3 separate regions of the Homo sapiens genome follow, and all the other regions are linked to region 3. Evidence: chromatin loops called from intact Hi-C (ENCODE). Cell type or tissue: endothelial cell of umbilical vein. All regions are shown on one strand. Each heading gives the region's core, and the rest is flanking DNA. Links, peaks and the distances in the headings are about the cores only.

What was found. A loop is a pair of places that touch in the nucleus more often than their neighbours do. Peaks named below come from ENCODE experiments on the same cell type or tissue, not always from the same donor. Only the 100,000 strongest peaks of a DNase experiment are listed, where the experiment ranks them.
Region 1: it touches region 3 in a loop (6-fold over the local background); 3 of 110 quality-filtered maps call a loop at or near these places.
Region 2: a loop joins it to region 3, with 15 times the contacts of the local background. A loop is called at or near these places in 27 of 110 quality-filtered maps.

The regions. Positions count from the first base shown.
Region 1 is chr3:146,243,546-146,249,979 of GRCh38, forward strand. All of the region lies in intron 1 of PLSCR4 (phospholipid scramblase 4), which reads right to left. Among named protein-coding and RNA genes, the nearest start is that of PLSCR4, 4.3 kb to the right of the region's middle. In endothelial cell of umbilical vein, for the core only: no CTCF peak of the experiment used is centred there; a DNase peak (open chromatin) is centred at 3,146; H3K4me3 peaks cover 2,214 bases; H3K27ac peaks cover 1,976 bases.
Region 2 is chr3:146,186,161-146,192,594 of GRCh38, forward strand. LOC105374145 (a long non-coding RNA gene) reads right to left here and starts at 4,378. Exons shown (of 2, transcript XR_001740949.2): 1 at 3,639-4,378. It overlaps PLSCR4 (phospholipid scramblase 4), which reads right to left. Exons shown (of 9, transcript NM_020353.3): 9 at 6,175-6,434. In endothelial cell of umbilical vein, for the core only: CTCF peaks have their summits at 1,393 (motif pointing left) and 3,569 (motif pointing right); DNase peaks (open chromatin) are centred at 1,407 and 3,621; H3K27ac peaks cover 919 bases.
Region 3 is chr3:146,324,149-146,330,582 of GRCh38, forward strand. No RefSeq gene overlaps it. Among named protein-coding and RNA genes, the nearest start is that of PLSCR4, 76 kb to the left of the region's middle. In endothelial cell of umbilical vein, for the core only: a CTCF peak has its summit at 3,221; a DNase peak (open chromatin) is centred at 3,163.

The DNA of each region.
Region 1 (6,434 bases), core at 496-5,495, 81 kb before region 3:
AATCCAAAACTTTCAGCACCAACATGATGTCACAAGTGAAAGATGATGAGGACACTGTTAAAACTGCAAAGTGCCTATAGATGACATGGTGAAAATATGTGATGGGTTTACTGAAGGACTCTAAGAGCATTCATTCATCACAGAATAAGAAATTGTGTCAGTCTGTAAAATCAACAGAGACTTCTAAGACAAAAACCATTGTTAATGAGACAGCGGACTCCAGAGGAAACATTCTGAAAAGTCATCCATCAGAATGCTTCCTCATTTGTAGAGAAAACACTTGCTGGTCACTTGGCTACTTCTGATATTTCTTCTCACTTAAAATAATAAAATTCAGTGAATGATAACCTTGTAATCAAAATACAGCATTGTAGGTAAAGAATGAAAGCCTGCCATTGCTTATTGGTGGCTTTCCGACACAGGCATTCTGGAGATACTACTGTGCTGCTTAGTTACCCTGAACGCATTCTCTTTTCACTGTACTAATGATACATCCTATTTTTTACTGTTAAGCACTTATTTGTGAGTAATGTAAGAAAATGATTACTTATCAGTAGCATAATGAATTTAGAGTCAGGAATGATGGTGACGTCAAATAACCACAGATTGTCCACATGGGTGATTGAGATACTGATACCTTTGCTTTCTGATGGTTCAACGTACGTAAACGTTTCATACACAACATTATCAAAAATATTGTATAAAATTATCTTCAGGCTATATGTTTAAAACATAATGGAACATGAATTTCATGTTTACTTGGGTCCCATTCTCAAGATACCTCATTATGTACATGCATGCCTTGTTTTACTGTGCTTTGCTATACTGTGATTCACAGATACTCCATTTTTTTAAACAAATTGAGGGTTTGTGGCATCCTTGTATCAAGGAGTCTATCAGTGCCATTTTGCAGAACAGCAACTTCTCAGTTTGTCTCTTTGTCAAATTTTGGTAATTCTCACAATATTTCAGACTTTTTCATAACAATCTGTTATGGTGATCTATGATCAGTGATCTTTGATGTTACTATTATAATTGTTTTGGGACCCCATGAACCATGCCTATATAAGATGGTGAACTTAGTAAGTGTTGTTGTGACTGCTCCACAGAGCAACTATTCTCCCATCTCTCCCCTTATTCTAGGACCTCCCTATTCCCTGAGACAAAACAATATTGAAATTAGGCCAATTAATAAGCCTACAAATGCCTCTAAATATTCAAGTGAAAAGAAGGTTCGTGCATCTCTCACTTTAAGTCAAAAAGCTGGAAAAGATTAAGCTTAATGAGGAAGGCATGCTGAAAGCAAAGACAGGCCAAAAGCTAGGCCTAGATTCCTCTGATGAATCTAGGCAACGTAAATTGAAAACTTTCTAAAAAGGATTCACCATTTTAGATACCACTAAGAACTTTTGTTATTCATGGGAGGAAGTCAAAATATAAATATTAACAGGAGCTTGGAAGAAGTTGATTCCAACCCTCCTGGATGATTTTGCGTGGTTCAAGACTTCATTGGATGAAGTACCTGCAGATGTGAGAGAATAGCAAGAGAACTAAGAGTTAGAAGTGAAGCATGAAGATGTTACCGAATTGTTGCAGTCTCATGATAAAGCTTAAAAGGATCATTGCTTCTATGGATAAGGAAAGAAAATGGAAGCCATTTCCCAGATGATTTTAATATATCCCCTCCTGGCCCCAACACACACCCCCTCAGTTACAGATCTATGAAATTTTACCCCATTCAGATAAAAACCTATCTGCTGTAGGAATCATAATACATTCAATCAAATGTTCAGTTTACCAATATAAGACATATCTATTTTTTCTCAAATCTCATTTGTAAACCCAAGTAAATTTCCTCTATACCAAATTCAAAATAAATCCAAAATATGCCATATAATATTTTTAAGTGATACATTCTCATTTTCACAGAAGGAATGCAAAACGAAAATAGTAGTGATTGTAAACTACATAAATATCAAGCACAATTGTTAAGTAAACACATTATCATGAAACATTATGATAAAATAATTTTCCTTTAAAAATATAGTAACAGTTTTGTAAAAATCATTAAATGTTTACATTCAAATGTTAAACATATAATCTGGATAATTATAATGATAGCAATGTTTTTAAAAAATATGGAAACTGGAGGAAACATGCTAAGATATAAACATTTCCTCTTTAAATTTTCTACAATAAATGTATAATAAATTATATAAACTGAGTTTTTAAAATAATTTTTAAAACCTGACAATGTACTCTCTTGTAGTGAATCTGTAACTAAAAAGACCTGCATGTTCATCAAAGAGGAAATATTATGCACACCTTTCCAAGTACAATCCTCTTTATAGACTTTAAGCCAAATTTCTTGGCTCCTATGGTGGACTGTGTTAATTACTTTTATGGGTTTCTTGGCTATAGGGAACTGGATAGTTCAGTGGGCTCAATATGAGTGGATTAAAGTCCAATGACTGAAGGATTCAGTCATTTCTGTAGACATCTTGTAAACTTAGTAAGTTTCTGTCACATGGGCTGAAATTAGAGAAACGAATTCCAGGCTTGCACAAAAGATAAACCTAGGTCCATGTTGATAAAATATGCTGCAGCAGGAATGTCCCATAGATACACAGTATCTTCATTATAATTACATGTTAACATATATGTATTTAATTGTATCTTTGCATAAAATCAATTCTAGAAGAAACTTAGGGAGTGATTAATGTTCAACAAATTACAAGGGCAAAACCTAAGATTTTTATTGTGTTGTTTTTATAACCTATATCAATATATTTATTATTTTATTAACATCATGACTCCTTCAAAAGAAAAAGTGTATGGTAGAATATTTCATTCTTTTTAGCAAGTGTGAAGGATCTTGGAGGTTAGCTATTTGGCTTTAATATAAAATAAAAGATAAGATTAAATGAAAGCAAATTGATAGCCACAGTCCATACATAACCTTTATTAAATATATTAATTTAGTTCAAATTGTTTAAAGAGAATATCAGGTGTCTCCTTTTTAGCTTTCAAAAGGGAAATGTTTTTGTTATTTAGAGTAGAAAAATATCAGAACAATATTCTCATGATGTTTATATAAGACATTAAGGAAACATTACCATGCCAACTATGATTACCAAGAACGCCTCATTGTGTCATTTTACAGCTAGTCTTTTAGTATTTAAAATTGTAGTAAAACAAGATGTCATGTTGCATACAGTTAAGTCACTTTGATAAGAAACTTTACATTTATGAAAACAGACTTTTAAAAAACAGATGTTATGTGCAAACAAACACAAATATAATTCAAGGAGTCGGCAGTGCATACATTTACACAATACATTTATACAAAAAAATCCCACCTACTCCAATTCCCATTTCCCATTTGAAAAGGCAACCACAGACATTAGATTTTTTTTCCTCCAATAGATTTTCTAAGCATATATAAACTAATACACACAGTTTTTATAAAATGGCAATCATCTATATACTTTTCTGTGTCTTTTTCTTTTCATTTATTAAAATGTCTTGATGTTAATTACATTTCAGTCCATATAACCTCATTCTTTTTAATGGCTGCAACATAATGTATTTAACTGGCTGCCTAATGACAACAAGTTAAATCGTTTCCAAATTTAGGCTATTACCAAAAATGCTGAAAAAAATATTTTCTTCCTGTGGATCTGTGCATTAAATTATTGGAAGCAGAACTGATGGATCAAAGTTTTGTACATTTTTAAAGATACTATCAAACTGCACTCTAAAGAATTTGAATCAATTTAGACCCCAGACAAAAAGTTACATTCCTAATACAGTATTTTATCAACATTTTTGTAGTAGTCAATCTGATATATAAAAAAAAAAAATTGGTTTTATTTTCCATATATCTCATAATGAGGAGGCTGAGCCACTTTTATTATTTGTTTGAAAGCAATTTGCAACTCTATTTCTGTGAACTGCCTGTTTGTCATTTGTTCATTTTTGTTAGCTTTTCATTTGTCTTCTTTATATGAAAGGTATTAAAATTTTATATTAAAATTATCTTTTCAAAACTTATCATTTGTCTTCACTGCATTTTTGTCATGCAGTTTTATTTTTGAGGCAGGGTCTCTTTCTGTTGCCCATGCTGGAGTGCAGTGGCATGATAATGGCTCACTGCAGCCTTGACCTCCCAGGCTCAATCAATTGTCCTACCTCAGCCTCCTGAGCAGCTGGCACTACAGGTGGGTGCCACCATGCCTGGCTAATTTTTAAATTTTTTTAGAGGTGGGGTATCGCCATGTTTCCCAGGCTGCTCTCAAACTCCTGGGCTAAAACAATCTGCCCACCCCTGCCTCTCAAAGTACTGTGATAACGGGCGTGAGCTACCGCCACCCAGCCTTACCATGCAATTAAAAACAATTTTTTTCCAACTTTAGATGTTTTTCTTTTTAAGGACTAGCATATCTATCTCTTTCATCCTGAAGAATGAGTACTATAAAAATGAATTTTAGCACAATGCTGGTGAACATATGAGTATGAACATTGCTGTATTTTTTGTTTATAAAAGTTAACTGGTTGTGAAATCCCTCAAGCAAAATTCTTCACTGCTGTTCTTGCAATAAACATCATAAACATCAATATTAAGGAAGGGGATTTTAAAGGAAGCAGCTGAAAGAGGACACTTATAAAAGAAAAAAAATGAGACAATATGAAAGGTTTTGTGAAATATATTTCTTCTGTAGTAAATGACAGCTAATATATTCAAGAAGGCAATGTTCTGTATAAATTACTATCACTATCAATTTTTCCTTATACACACGCATACATTATAGAAATGTGTAAAACAACATCACTACTCATAATAATATAATTCGGCTGTGTGTAAAACATCACTACTCACAATATAATTCAGCCTATATTCCAAATTATTTACAAAAATATAATTACTACACTACACACACACAGACACACACACACACACACAGTGTTTCAACTTGTTGTTTCATTTTGTGTTTTAACTTTATGTTTTGGACATATTTCCAAGTTAGAACATTTAGAGCTACAATGTTTTAAACTGTATATTATTCCACCTTTGAATATACCATACATTATGTAACCAATTCCCAATCAATGGCTACAGAGCTGTATCCATGTTTTCTACATTGTAAACAATCCTACTTTAAACATCTTTGACAGAGATTTTTATTTGTACACTTGGGAGCATGTTTTGCTGGATAAATTCCAGTTAAGTAAATGAACATTTGTAAATCTGAACAGCTTTAACCCTAAAACAGCTTCACCAATTCACATTTCCACTAAAAGTTTGTAAAATTATATTTTCCTCACTGCATTTTCAACAACACCTAAAGTTATCAGACTTTCAAAATTTGTAAAATTAATGCAAAAATTGATGTCTTACTTCATATATGTTTTGGATAATTAGTGTGGCTAACAGTATTCACTCTGCTTATTATTTGCATTTCTTTTGCTTTGAGTTGACTCTTTTTATCCTTAACTGGGTCATTGATTTTGAAGGTCATTAATAAGATTTCTAGGTATATTAGCAAAATTATCTTTTTTTTTCTATTAACAATGTCCGCAGTTTGTATCTTTTTTGGGGGATGCAAATGTTAATAAAAATCATGTCCCTAAATGGGTCTAGGTTTTTGTATTATGCTTAGAAATGCTTTTCCCACATGCAATGTGCACAAATATCTATTCAGGCTTTCTTTTTCCCTTTTTAGGCTGCATATGTTTAGATTTAAACTAGTAAGCCATCTAGACTACATTTGTCTATTAACAGTGAGGAAAAGTTCCAGTTTTATTATTAGGTTTCCCAAACAAATTCCTGCTTGTCCAAGTACATTCAATTAAATGTTATTTCTTCTTCCCACCCAGTGATTTAAAATGTATGCTTATCAAATGCCAGCTTTCCTTTTATTCTTCCATGTCTCTTCAGTTTCATTTACACATCTGGTAGTAGGTCTACTGCACTGTCTTTTAATCACCACAGTTTTGTAACACCTTTTATTATATGAAGAAGTCTCCACTATATATATGTGTGTATGTATAATATTAAATGTTAAAATCATATATAATATATAAAATAAGACATAATTATATATTTTGTATTTTATTATTTGTAATATATTATACATAACGTTAATATGTTTGTTCTTCCACATGAGCTAAACAGTACAGTTAAAAACAGTAACAAAAATATTCAGTTAGGATTCTACTTATACGTTGTTTTAGAGAAATGATATCTTTACCTAGAAGAATGTTATGTATTTTATTGGATTCTCATACATACCTTTTTATATCTTCTTAAAAATAATTTCTCAATTGTGTGTTATTTCATGCCAAACTGAATTTTACTTTATTTTACTGTATTATCTAGTTTATGTATAAACATCAACTGACTTCTATAAATTAAGTATGATGCAATTGGAAAC
Region 2 (6,434 bases), core at 644-5,643, 140 kb before region 3:
CCCTCTGTTTTTCCACCTCTGCCTGAGACAGGGAGGGTAACTGATTCTATATCATTCTGCAAACCTATTGTTGCCAGAATATATGGCATATCCTTATAACAGCCTTATCAGGATAAAAATGATTTCTGTTTTCCTCCGATACCTATTTCTCAATGGATTTCACTGACAAAGTAATCTCTCAAAATACCAGCAATATAAACATAGTTTCCTTTTGAAAGTTACAGAGCTATCATTGAAGTAAACGATATAATCTCTCCCTGATTTCTATGTCCAGGCAGGCCCTCTGATTGTAACTCAAACAGGTAGCATGACTACTCTGTAAACAGAAATGCATAAAGCCATATAGAATTAAGAGAGATACACAAACACAACAAACAGAAAAAAAAATAGAAATGTTATAAATATTAGAAAAAAACAGTAATATCTAAGTAATTCAAAGGAATAAAATGAACCCTGAACATGGCCAGGAAAAATCTTCATGGCTGTCATCTGATTTGCCAGACTTTTGAAAAAATATCCCCACATCCCCAGCCATATTGTCCATTCGATGTCATCTATCAGGCCAGTAGGCAGCCTGGGTCATATGTGGGCAGATTGTATTCCATGCCCATTAGCCATATTTTCCTTTTCCTATTCAAATAATGGCTTGATTCTGTCTGTGCCCATCTGACATTCTCATTTTAACTATCAATTACATCCCTTCAAAGCAGGAAAATCTATCAATTAATAGTTTTTAACAAAAAATGTAAAAATACATATTTTAATAAAGAAATTGAACTCAGATGTGCATGGTGACTACGGAAGAAGATAAAGGTATATCAGTGTGTGAGTGGAGGAATAAATAAAAAATACTCTATGTTACCTAGGACATACACATTTTAAATGTTTTGTTGTTGTTTTTATAACATAGTAATTTCATTTCTCCTTTATAGTTAGAAAACCTCTGAAATTAATCTGATTTATTGAGGTAGACACCATGAGTATGTGCTTAAAAAAGATTTTGAACATTAGAATAATTTGAAACTGGGTTTTATTTTTTTCATGCTTAAAATCTCAATGTTATGAAAGATGTTGCTTTAAAATGTTTTAAATCTCTGCTAAATTTTTGCTGTGGCGGCACGGAAACTGGAATAAAAATGGCGATCTGTGTTTTTAGTTCTGGTTTGATTACTAGTTAATTCTCAATGTAATTTTAGACACATAATCTGGGCCTCTCCCACTTCCTTCATTTGTATATTAGAATGTAGAGCAGATGGTCCTTAACACTTCTTCTGATTTTAAAATCCACTGATACTATTCATTAAAATTTATAGATTGGTACTGATAAATTCTTGGATTAAAAAATGAGCATAGTTTAACAAAAAAATCCATGAGCTGGTGCTGCCCCCTATTGTAGCTTGTTTTATTCAGCTTTCTGACATGGAGCGGGGAAAGGCAGCAAAGCGAGATAAATATTTTGTCACTCTACTTGCTTCTCCCTGGCACTCTCTACTTGTTTATTTCTGTAAAATCAAGAGGTTTTAAAATGGTTTGATTTCTAACTATGTTATCTTTTATCTGTTATAATGAAAAAAGTTAAAACTCATGTAAACTATGTTTAGTGATTGTTAACTAAGACAATTTGAGCAACATGTTTTCAAAACTGTTTAAGGAAAAGATTGCTCCTATAATTTCCTAAAATAAATTTGCCTAAGCCTGGGTCATAGAAGAGCTGACACAATTTTAAATAAATGTCTTTTACTTAACAGTAGTACTAGAAATATTAAACATTTTAAGAGAATCTGGAACTCAATAATATGATGATAGATAACTCATCTCAAAGAGAAAATATTTAGTTGTAAGTTAGGTATAACAAATAGTAATAAGTTGCAAGTTTCAATATTATATGATTATATTTATGTTAAAGAATTTTCCTCTGAATATTTCACATAAAAATCATGTGCAGTTTAAAAAAATAGGTCACTCACATTGCTAGCAATGTTGCAAATTAGATAATCTTAAAACCCCTCTTTCCATAGAATATATAAAGTGTGGCTGAAATATAACCAAAGGGCTTTTAGATGCAAAGTGTAGATTTTGGGAGAGTACAAGATTTTAGCAGAAGTTAAAAATAAAGAAAAATTGGAAACGTCTGACTATTAAGCTTAGTCTGGCATTTTCTTTGGCTTCTCAAATGGAAGGAGTCACCAACGTTTATTAGGAAGGGGCTTTGATTTTACCCACCACCATGAGGCTGGAAGTGAGGTCTTGGGCTTAGGCAAGGGTTGATATTAGAAGAGAGACCCCCAGTAAAGTGGAAAGTCTCAAAGGGACACACTCCAGTGTAAAAAGTGAGATAGAAAAATTGGCAAATAGAAATTAAGAGAAAGCTTGATTGTTTTGACCTCTGCTACAGGTAGGGAAAATTTGTTCCCTGAGAATTCATAAACCAGGATATGTCCACATCATTTAGGGGTTCATATTTGAAATACATACATGACTTGGGAAACACCAAACTGAAGAAATAATATAAAAAAATGGTCATCAGCTGGCAACACCACTGAGGCACCAATAGGAGCAAAGGTAAGCCTCTCTGGAGACAGCTACCCTCAGACAAGACTTCTGAGTCTCTTGCGTTTCCCGGTCATAGTCCTAAATTTTAAAACACATGAAGTAGCATGCCACCTTTCTCCTCTATTTCTGTTTCCCTGTATTTCTGGGTTAACAGACAAAGAAACCAAATATTACACAGAGATGAAAGAAAAACAGGGCATAAAAATTTGGAGTGTAGCCTCTGGATGTTTATACCGGTACTATGATGTTTTGGTTACTACAGCTTTGTAATATAATTTGAAGTCAGGTTATGTAATGCCTCCAGCTTTATTCTTTTTGCTTCTCAGTGCTTTGGGCAGTCACATAACGGCTTTGTGGATATACAGCTAGCTGAGTGGCCTTGTGCAAGATACCTAAATCTTCATTTTCTATTTTGTAAAATGGGAATCATTATAGTAATCTAACTCATAGGGTTATGAGAATTAAATGGGTTAATATATGGAAAGTCTTTAGAACTAGAACAGCGTCTGGTTTGTAGGAAGCATTAAATAGAGCTGGCTGGTTTTATAGTCTTCATCATTTTCACTATTGTTATTATAGGTAGTTGCATCATCCCACCTATCTCATGATTAGGTTGCTTTTTCTCCATGTGCCCCAGATGAATGTCCAACATCTGGCCTAGAATTAAATCTTTGGGTAAAGATAGCAATTATATATCCCCAAATTACATGATTTCACAACTGGCTTCTTTGCTGAGGAGCAGTACAAGTAAGAACGGCAAGAAATGTAATAGGCAACTATTAAGCTAGCTAATGGCAGTACATGTTTTCAGAATTTGCAATTTAAGTTTTTTGTTTAGATACTATGTGCAAAGGCATTACCATCTCCCCAGCTCTAGCACCTTCCCCACCCTCATTACACACACTAGTGAACACTCACCACGAACCTGCTCTGGGCAGCTGGGACACAGGATTACAACGATTGGCCTCATCAGATTTCTGGTTGGAACCTTGAGACTGCGCAGCTCTAGAAATTCTTGCATTAACTAAGTTCCACCGCTAGGTGGAAGTAGCTCCTCTAGCTCTAGGAGATTTCGTGTATCTCACCTTTTATCCAACCCTTTGGTTTTCTTTCATTACAATTATAGCAGGGACTCCTTATAGCATTTCATCTTCTTGGTACTATCACCTCTTGATGAGGTTTACTCTTCCTCTGAAAAATGAGATTGATGTTTACCTCATGATACAGTTGTGAGAATCCAGTAATACACATTTAAAAAAAAAAACACTATTTTATGTAATAATTACTTAGCTTTGTGCTACAATTATTTATCTACTTGCTTTATCCTTGCTGAGGGATAGACTGCATGTTCCTTTCTATCTTCTTGAACACCTAGCACCGTGTCATACACATATTTGAATTTTTTTCATTCATTCACCAATATTTATTGAGCATCTTAGATATACCAGACACTGCCCTGTACTCATGGTTTACCATAATAAGCAATCGATCCCTGCTTTGCTTGATGAAATTAGAAAGACTGACATTTTCAGTTACACCCACCATGCATTCAGCTTGCAGACATAGCTATAAAGTGCATCTTACTTACCTCCAGCAGGAACAGGAAGTTCCGCTGGACATATGGCACAGCCTGCCTTAACTGTCTCATTAAATGGGACAAAAATATATTATGCAGCACTTGAGATGGTGCTAATGACATGGCCTTTATTGAGTGTGCCAACATTCCACTGAGTATGTGTTCATTGTTGTCCTAAAAAATGTGTGTTTTGTTTGTTTTAAAGTCTATCCTGGCCCGGTGCGGTGGCTCACGCCTGTAATCCCAACACTTTGGGAGGCTGAAGTGGGCAGACCACCTGAGGTCAGGAGTTCAAGACCAGCCTGGCCAACATGGTGAAACCCTGTCTGTACTAAAAATACAAAAATTAGCCGGGCGTGGGGCGGGCCCTTGTAATACCAGCTACTCAGGAGGCTGAGGCAGGAGAATCGCTTGAACTCGGGAGGCGGAGGTTGCAGTGAGCTGAGATTGCACCATTGCACTCCAGCCTGGGGGACAAGAGCTAGATTTTGTCTAAAAAAAAAAAAGAAGTTAAAAGTCTATCTTGCCCACTAGCCTGTGAGCCCCTGAGAGTATTAATTATATATTTTAACCTTTGTATTTCTCTCTGCCTTAAGAAATAGCTCAGTGTCTGAATTTAGTAAATGTTCAGTAAAGTATTGATGGAATGAAATAGTGGTAAGGATGACAAGAAGTTTTACTGACAACTATAGCAAATATTTCAAATATATATCTACTTACTATATTTTAATTCATTTAGCAGACACTGAGTAAATACCTACCATGTGCTATTATTAACCATGCCAAGTATTATCACATAGTATATTATTCTGCCTCACTTGGACTGATTTGGAGTGTATCACTCTGCTTTTCTCTTTTTTGAGATTTACAATTTAAGAGGCCTAGAGGAAAATGGGAAATGCATTCTGTGAAGTTATGGAAAAAGATCCATTTTTAACATTAGCTATCACTAGCCAAACAGATGAGTTTGATATTAGTTTATTAAATCCAGACTTCTTATGGGTTTTCCAAGCTTGCTTCTTTCAATATAAATTAAATCCGACCTTGAACACTGGGGGAAAAAAAGACTGAAAAGCAGCCAGCTGCTCCAACAGGATCAATATACCATACTCTAGAATCACTCTGATTATTCTATACCTGAATTTGATTTAATATCTAGTTGGTCAGAAAAAATAAGTCTTGTAACCTGATTTTTGTATAATTTCTGGAAAAAATGGTCATTTAGAAAAAATGTTTAAAATGCATTCTTCACTGATGGTTACAAATTCTAGCAATTTTCCTTCATGATATACTGACATTGAAATTATACTTGAAATTTAAATGTATCTTAGGAGGATTAGAAATAAGCATTTACAAATAACTTGGTCATATAAGAAAGCTAGTTACCACTAAGCAACACTACAGAAATGACTTTTTATATATATATATATATATATATATATATATATATTTTTTTTTTTTTTTTTTTTTTTTTTTTTTTTTTGAGACGGAGTCTTGCTCTGTCGCCCAGGCTGGAGTGCAGTGGCGCGATCTCGGCTCACTGCAAGCTCCGCCTCCTGCGTTCACGCCATTCTCCTGCCTCAGCCTCCCGAGTAGCTGGAACTACAGGCGCCCGCCACCGCGCCCGGCTAATTTTTTTTTGTATTTTTTTTAGTAGAGACGGGGTTTCACCGTGGTCTCGATCTCCTGACCTCGTGATCCGCCCGCCTCGGCCTCCCAAAGTGCTGGGATTACAGGTGTGAGCCACCGTGCCCGGCTGACTTTAATAATTTAAAATTTATTAAATTAAAAATATATAAATTATATTTTTATATATTATAAAAATATATATAATATATATTATATATAAATTATATATATTATATATAAATATATATAATTAAAAATATATAAATTAAATATATATTAAATATATAAATTAAAAATAATTTAAAATTTATATTAGAAAGCAAGGGCCTTGAATAAACCTAATAATCAATAAAAATTACTTCAAAATCCCTGTGAAAAAAGTATTTGAAGATTCAAAGTCAAAAAATAAAACAGTGTTTTACTATTAACCATTGTATATTTATTTAAAAGCCATAAAGAATACGAAAAAGCATGAACGCACAAATTCCAGAGAATTTGTTTTTTAATCAATCCGATCAATTTTACACAACAAAATATCATTAAGAAACATAGAAATCATGTGAATTGTATTAAAACTATGACATATGACAATATTATATAAAGAAAATTTTAACTCTAAGAGACAAATATAATTTTTTAAAAAAGAAATTAAAAATATCACGTCTTATGCTAAATA
Region 3 (6,434 bases), core at 1,025-6,024:
ATGCAAATCAAAACCACAATTACATATCATCTCATGCCAGTTGGAATGGTGTTCATTAAAAAGTCAGGAAACAACAGATGCTGGAGAGGTTGTGGAAAAATAGGAGTGCTTTTACACTGTTGGTGGGAGTATAAATTAGTTCAACCATTGTGGAAGACTGTGTGGTGAGTCCTCAAGGATCTAGAACTAGAAATACCATTTAACACAGCAATCCCATTACTGGGCATATACCCAAAGGACTATAAATCATTCTACAATAAAGACACATGCACACGTATGTTTATTGCAGCACTATTCACAATAGCAAAGACTTGGAACCAATCTAAATGTCCATCAGTGATAGACTGGATTAAGAAATTGTGGCACATATACACTATAGAATACTATGCAGCCATAAAAAGGATGAGTTCATGTCCTTTGCAGGGACATGGATGAAGCTGGAAACCATCATTCTCAGCAAGTTATCACAAGATCAGAAAACCAAACACTGCATGTTCTCACTCATAAGTGGGAGTTGAACAATGAGAACACATGGACACATGGAGGGGAACATCACACACTGAGGCCTGTCAGCGGGTGGGGGCTAGGGGAGGGATAGCATTAGGAGAAATACCTCATGTAGGTGATGGGTTGATGGGTGCAGAAAACCACCAGGGCACATGTATACCTACGTAACAAAACTGCACGTTCTGCACATGTAACCCAGAACGTAAAGTATAATAATAATAAAAAAAACTTCTTGTCTTTATAAGTTACCCAGTCTCAGGTATGTCTTTATTAGCAGTGTTAGAACAGACTAATATAGGAATAAATTACTAAATTTTTGTGGTTATATTTTTAATATTTTGTTCTTTAAAGTTCATATTAAGGTTATAGAAAATTGGCTCACCAGCAATAGTTTTATATTATCCTGTATTTGATTATGTATTTACCTTTACTGGTGTGATTTATATTTTCATGTGCTTTTATATTAATGTTTAGTGTGTCTTCAATTCCACTTGAAAAACTCCCTTATGTATTTCTCACAAAGCAGATCTAGTAGTGAAAATTTATATTCAGTGTATGTTTTTCTGGGGAAGACTATCTTCCCTTCATTCTTGAAGGATACCTCTTTAGGGTTTAGTTATTTTGGGTAGGCAATTTTTTTTTTTTTTTTTAGTATTTTAAATAAGTCCTTCTACTCTTTCCTGGCCTTCAAAATTTCTATTGAGCAATACTTCATATTCTCATAGGATTTCCCTGGTGTATGATGAGTTGTTTTACTCTAGCTGCTTTCAAAATTTTCTGTTTTTTAATTTCTCAGTTCAATTTTGTTATGTCTGAATGTAGACCTCTCTCTTTTCAATCTATTTAGGGTCCCATGAGCTTCTTCAGTCTGGATGTCTATTTCCCTCTCCAGATCTGGGATGCTTTCTGTTATTATATCTTTAAATGAGAGTTATACTTTTTTCCTTTTCTCTTCTCCTTGAATTCGCATTATAAATGTGTTTTTTCACTTCAGTGTGCTTCATAAGTCACTTAGGTTTTCTTTACTGTTTTTCCTTTTTCTCTTCCTACTGGATAATTTCAAGTGGTCAACCTTCACATTTGCTGATTCGTTCTTCTGCATGATCAAGCCTGCTGTTGGAGCACTCTTTTTTTTTTTTTTTTTTTTTTGAGACAGAGTCTCACTCTGTTGCCCAGGCTGGAGTGCAGTGGTGCAATCTTGGCTGACTGCAAACTCTGCCTCCCGGGTTCACACCATTCAGCCTCAGCCTCCCAAGTAGCTGGAACTACGGGCGCTCGCCAACACGCCCGGCTAATTTTTTTGTATTTTTAGTAGAGATGGGGTTTCACCGTGTTAGCCAGGATGGTCTCGATCTCCTGACCTCTTGATCCGCCCGCCTCGGCCTCCCAAAGTGCTGGGATTACAGGCGTGAACCACAGCGCCCAACCAAAGCACTCTATTTTTTTAAGCATAGCCATTGTGTTCTTAAGTTCCAGAATCTGTTTGGTTCTTTTTTCTATTTTCTTTATATTGTCCTACTCACTTTGTCCTTGTGCTGTTTACTGATTAAAAAAAAATGTTTAATCTATGTTCTCTCTTACCTTACTATGCTTCTTTAGAATAACTGTCAATTACTGGACAGTTATTACATTCCTTTGATGATTTCATGTTTCCCTCCTTTTTTGTGTGTTCTTTGTTTCTTTGTGTTGGTGTCTGCACATTTGAGAAGCAGTTACCTATCACAGACTTTATGGACTGGCTTTGGTAAGGAAAAACCTTCACCTGCAGAGGAGGAATGAGGATGAAGGGATGCCAAAAGTAGGGTTGTTTGTGGGTGTACTCTGGGCCCTGGGTCTAGTGGTGTTCAAGACAAAAACTGTGGGAGTGTGCTTCAACTCTGGGTTTGGGGCAAGTGGTGGTGGATCAGTGATCAGGGAGCTGGAATATGCAATGTTGACAAATGTGTGGTCTTGGAATTGATGTTTACATAGGGCCCACGATGGCCACTAGGGTTGCTGGGAATCACACTGGCATCTCTTGGTCAAGTGGTGAGCATGACTGGGTAGGTGGATGTTGAAGTGGGCAACATGCTTGTAGTTAGCTACAGGGGCCAACTGCAGGTGTGCCCACTACAATGGGAGCTGAGGTTGGTGATGGGAGCAGAGCCTAGTTGTATACATTTATACAAAGTGGCCATACTGGGTCCGGAGTCTCCATGGCATCACTGGCTAGGGTGCCTTCAGTGGTTGCAGCAGATGCTGCAGCTTAGGCAACTGAGGTCAGAAAAGGGAAAATATGGACCCCTTTGTGGTGAAGGTTTCAAGAGTCTGCAGTGGCCATAAAGGTTGTTGAGGTCCTTAATGGTGACATTATTGGAGTCCTCTGCAAGGCGGGCCACTGAGAACTGAGGTAGCACCTGCTGCCATGTACTTGATACTAATGGCTCCTACCCCCTTGTTCCTAGCCATCTCCAAATATATCAGCTATGCTGATTTCCCTAGCAATCTGGCTGGGTTAAAACCAAAGTAATTCCTTCAGCCTAAAAGCTGGGGAAACTGGTTGTTCATCTTGATCCTCTTTTCCTTCATAAGGAGAACTCATGGGCCAAGATGACCTCTCACGGTGAGCAGCTGTGCTGGCCTGAGGAATTAAACAAAAGTAGCTAAATGAAACCGTTCTTCCCAGTCTATCTGTGAAGTTATTTTTGGTTCTATTGCGCCACTGTGTGGCTGCAACTTCTTCAATAGAATCTTGAACTCTCCCAGAGCTATTTTCATTTATGCATAGCTGAATAATTATTGTTTTTGTGAAAGGACAAATATATCATTTTTAAACTGAGGTATAACATATAATTTGTAATGTGTGCAAATTTAAATAAGCAAGTTAAATATTTTTTCAGTGTTATACATACATCCATGTATCAACTAGGTGGATATGGAACATTTGAAGTACTCCAAAATGTTTTCTTCTGTGCTATACCATTCAGCACACTCTAAAGAGGTGGCCACAATGCTTGCTTCTATCTTCAAGTCATTATTTTGACCTATATTGAACTCATCAAATGAAATCATCCAGGGTATATTCTTTTGACTCTTGCTTCTTTCATTTAATAAAGCGTAATAGTGAATTTTATGTGTCAACTTGACTGGACCATAGGGTAGTGAGATATTTAGTTAAACATACTGGGTGTGAAGGTGTTTATGGATAAGATTAACATTTTAACTGTTAGACTGAATAAAGCATATTGTCTACCTAAATGTAGGTGCACCTCATCCAATCTGTTGGAGGCCTAAACAGAACAAAAAGGTAGGCTTGGAGAGTATTCACTCTCTCTCTACCTGTCCTCTATGTGAGACATGGTCTTCTTTTGCCTTCAGACTTGGGCTTGGACTGAAGCCTGCACCATCAGCTCACCTGAAGCTTTCAGGCTGAGATTGGAACTATAGCATTGGCTCTCCTGTGTCTCCAGTTTTCTATCTGAAGATCATGGAACTTCTCAGCCTTCATAACCACATGAGCCAGTTTCTTATGATAAGCCTACATGTACATCTTTGTCTAAAGCTATCCTATTTATTCTATTTTTCTGGAGAGATCATACTAATAGAGATAACTTCTGAGGGTTATCCATGTTATATTGCACATCAGTAGTTTCTCATTTTCATTCCTTTGCAGTATTCCATTGTGTGAGTATAATACATATTAATTGTCCATTTTTCTATTGATGGCATTTAGGATGTTTGCATTTGGTGTTATGAATATAACTACTACAAATATTGTGCACAAAATCTGGTAAACATTTGCACTTCGAGTATTCATCTAAGAGTAAACTGGCTGAATTTTAGAGTAAGTTTGTGTCTTATGTACAGTAAGTGTAAGTCAAGTTACTCTATACTCTTACCAACACTTGGTTTTTAACAGTTTTCTAAACTTTAACCATTTAAGGCAGACGACATTTTGAAGTGAGTAGAGGTTTATCTATGACACCTGTGCTAGTGTGCAATCAAGCAACTTCTCTATATGTCTTTCATCTCCCTTACTGACATCAATGCTCAGGGCCTTTTACTACCATTACTCAGTTGCTAAATAAACCTTAATAAACTACGATGTTAGTTGATAAAAATTAAATGATAAATTCAAAGCCAACAGTGAAGCAGAATTCGTGAAAACAAACCAAACAAACATAAGAAACAGAACATATATGAGATAGTCATTAGTCCTATTTACAAGCTATTTTCTCTCCTTCCAGGAAGATGGTAAGATTGCATTTTTTTGGTCATTTGAAGTTGATTGTATTCATATGACTTGCTTTGGCCAGTGAATTGTAACTGTAAGTAATGTGTGTCACTTTGGGGGAGAAATATTAAGAACTAGTGCCTGTGTTGTCATATTTACTTTCCCATGCCTGTGTCCATTTCCCCCTGCCTTAGTACTTAGGAAAGACTGGGTCAAGATTAAGTCTTTTCTGCAGCAGGTCCTTGAGTGACTGTGATGAACAAAAGTATCTTGATGACCTACAAAGGACATGTAAGTAAATAATAAACCTTTATTTTTATAAGCCACTAAAACTTTGAGATTGTCACCGTAGCTTAACCTAGCCTACACTGCCTGGCAATCTGTTCACATGCTCTAATGCGACAATCTGCCTGTGCGAAATATTAGTTTCTCCCTTTACATGCCATTTGTGGTCTTCAGTTTGAGGGAGCCCCTGGTAGTACTAACTCACTCCACTAGTCCTCCATAGAAATTTGAGTTTGTTTGGTGACAACGTTTTCTATACTAGGGATGATTATGTTTTATTGGGAATGTATGGCAAACTGAAAATACTATTGGATTCAGATAAATGAATTTTACATAGTGGTGTCTCTTCATTGATGACTTGTAAACCAGTTAAAGAGAAAATAACTCTACATTTATTACTTTACGGGTGCTTGGGAGGTTTTCTCACATTTTAGGAAGATGCTGAAAGACTTGTTTCATCTGAAAATCAAGGGAGAGGAAATTAAAAAGGAGAAGCAATAGTATGAAGGCAATTCTTCCTGTTTATATTCAAGTATAACAACATGCCAAATTATAGGAAACCATTTGCAAATAATTGATTCCATTTATGCTAATATAAACAGTGTTATATAAACTATATAAATATAAACTATATAAAAGTAACCAGAAAAAAACTTTAAAACTCTATTAGGTTATTCAACTTTAAATAAATTGCTCAGTTAAGCTTATCAACTCCTGGACATATTTTTTAAAACAATGGTTTTCTCGTGTATCCAGCGGGAATAAGGAAAGAATCAAGGAAAGGTATGTGCCAATTATCTGTTAAAGTACCCACTAGACAATTAACATCTAATGGGACAGAACTTTACCATATCTCCAAACCTAGTTACATAGAAGGGTCAGAAATATTCTGTGTATTCCAGGTTTCATGTGGAATCAGTGAAATTAGAGATATTATGGGAGAAGAAGAGACTTAAGGGAACAAGCAATACCTCTACCAAAATTACTCTCCATTGCTGATATTTCCATGTAGAGATACTGGCATTAGAGAAGACTTCTGATCTTTATCTGTTCCCTCATTTACTTGCCTCAGGGATCAGGGATAAATGATTGTTCTTGGGGAGTTTGAGCAAAGCAACTGGGTATGAGAAGTTCAGCTGTGTTTCTCTTTGGAGAGACAGCCTGTTAACAGACAGCGCGAATTCCTAGGTTTTTCAGGGAGTGAGGTTTATGGTGGTAGGACTCTAGAATAAAGGGCTGTGTTTTTTTCCAGCTCTGCCTGAGACAGTGAGAGTAATTCTGATTCAGCACCCTTTTGCAAATTTATTATTGCTAGAGAATGAAGCCTTGTCCTCTAAACAGCTTTATCAGGTTAATGATGAAGTCAGTTTTACTCCTTTGCCTATCTCTCAAGTGATTTCATTCACAGGCAAAGAACAGTGATAGTATA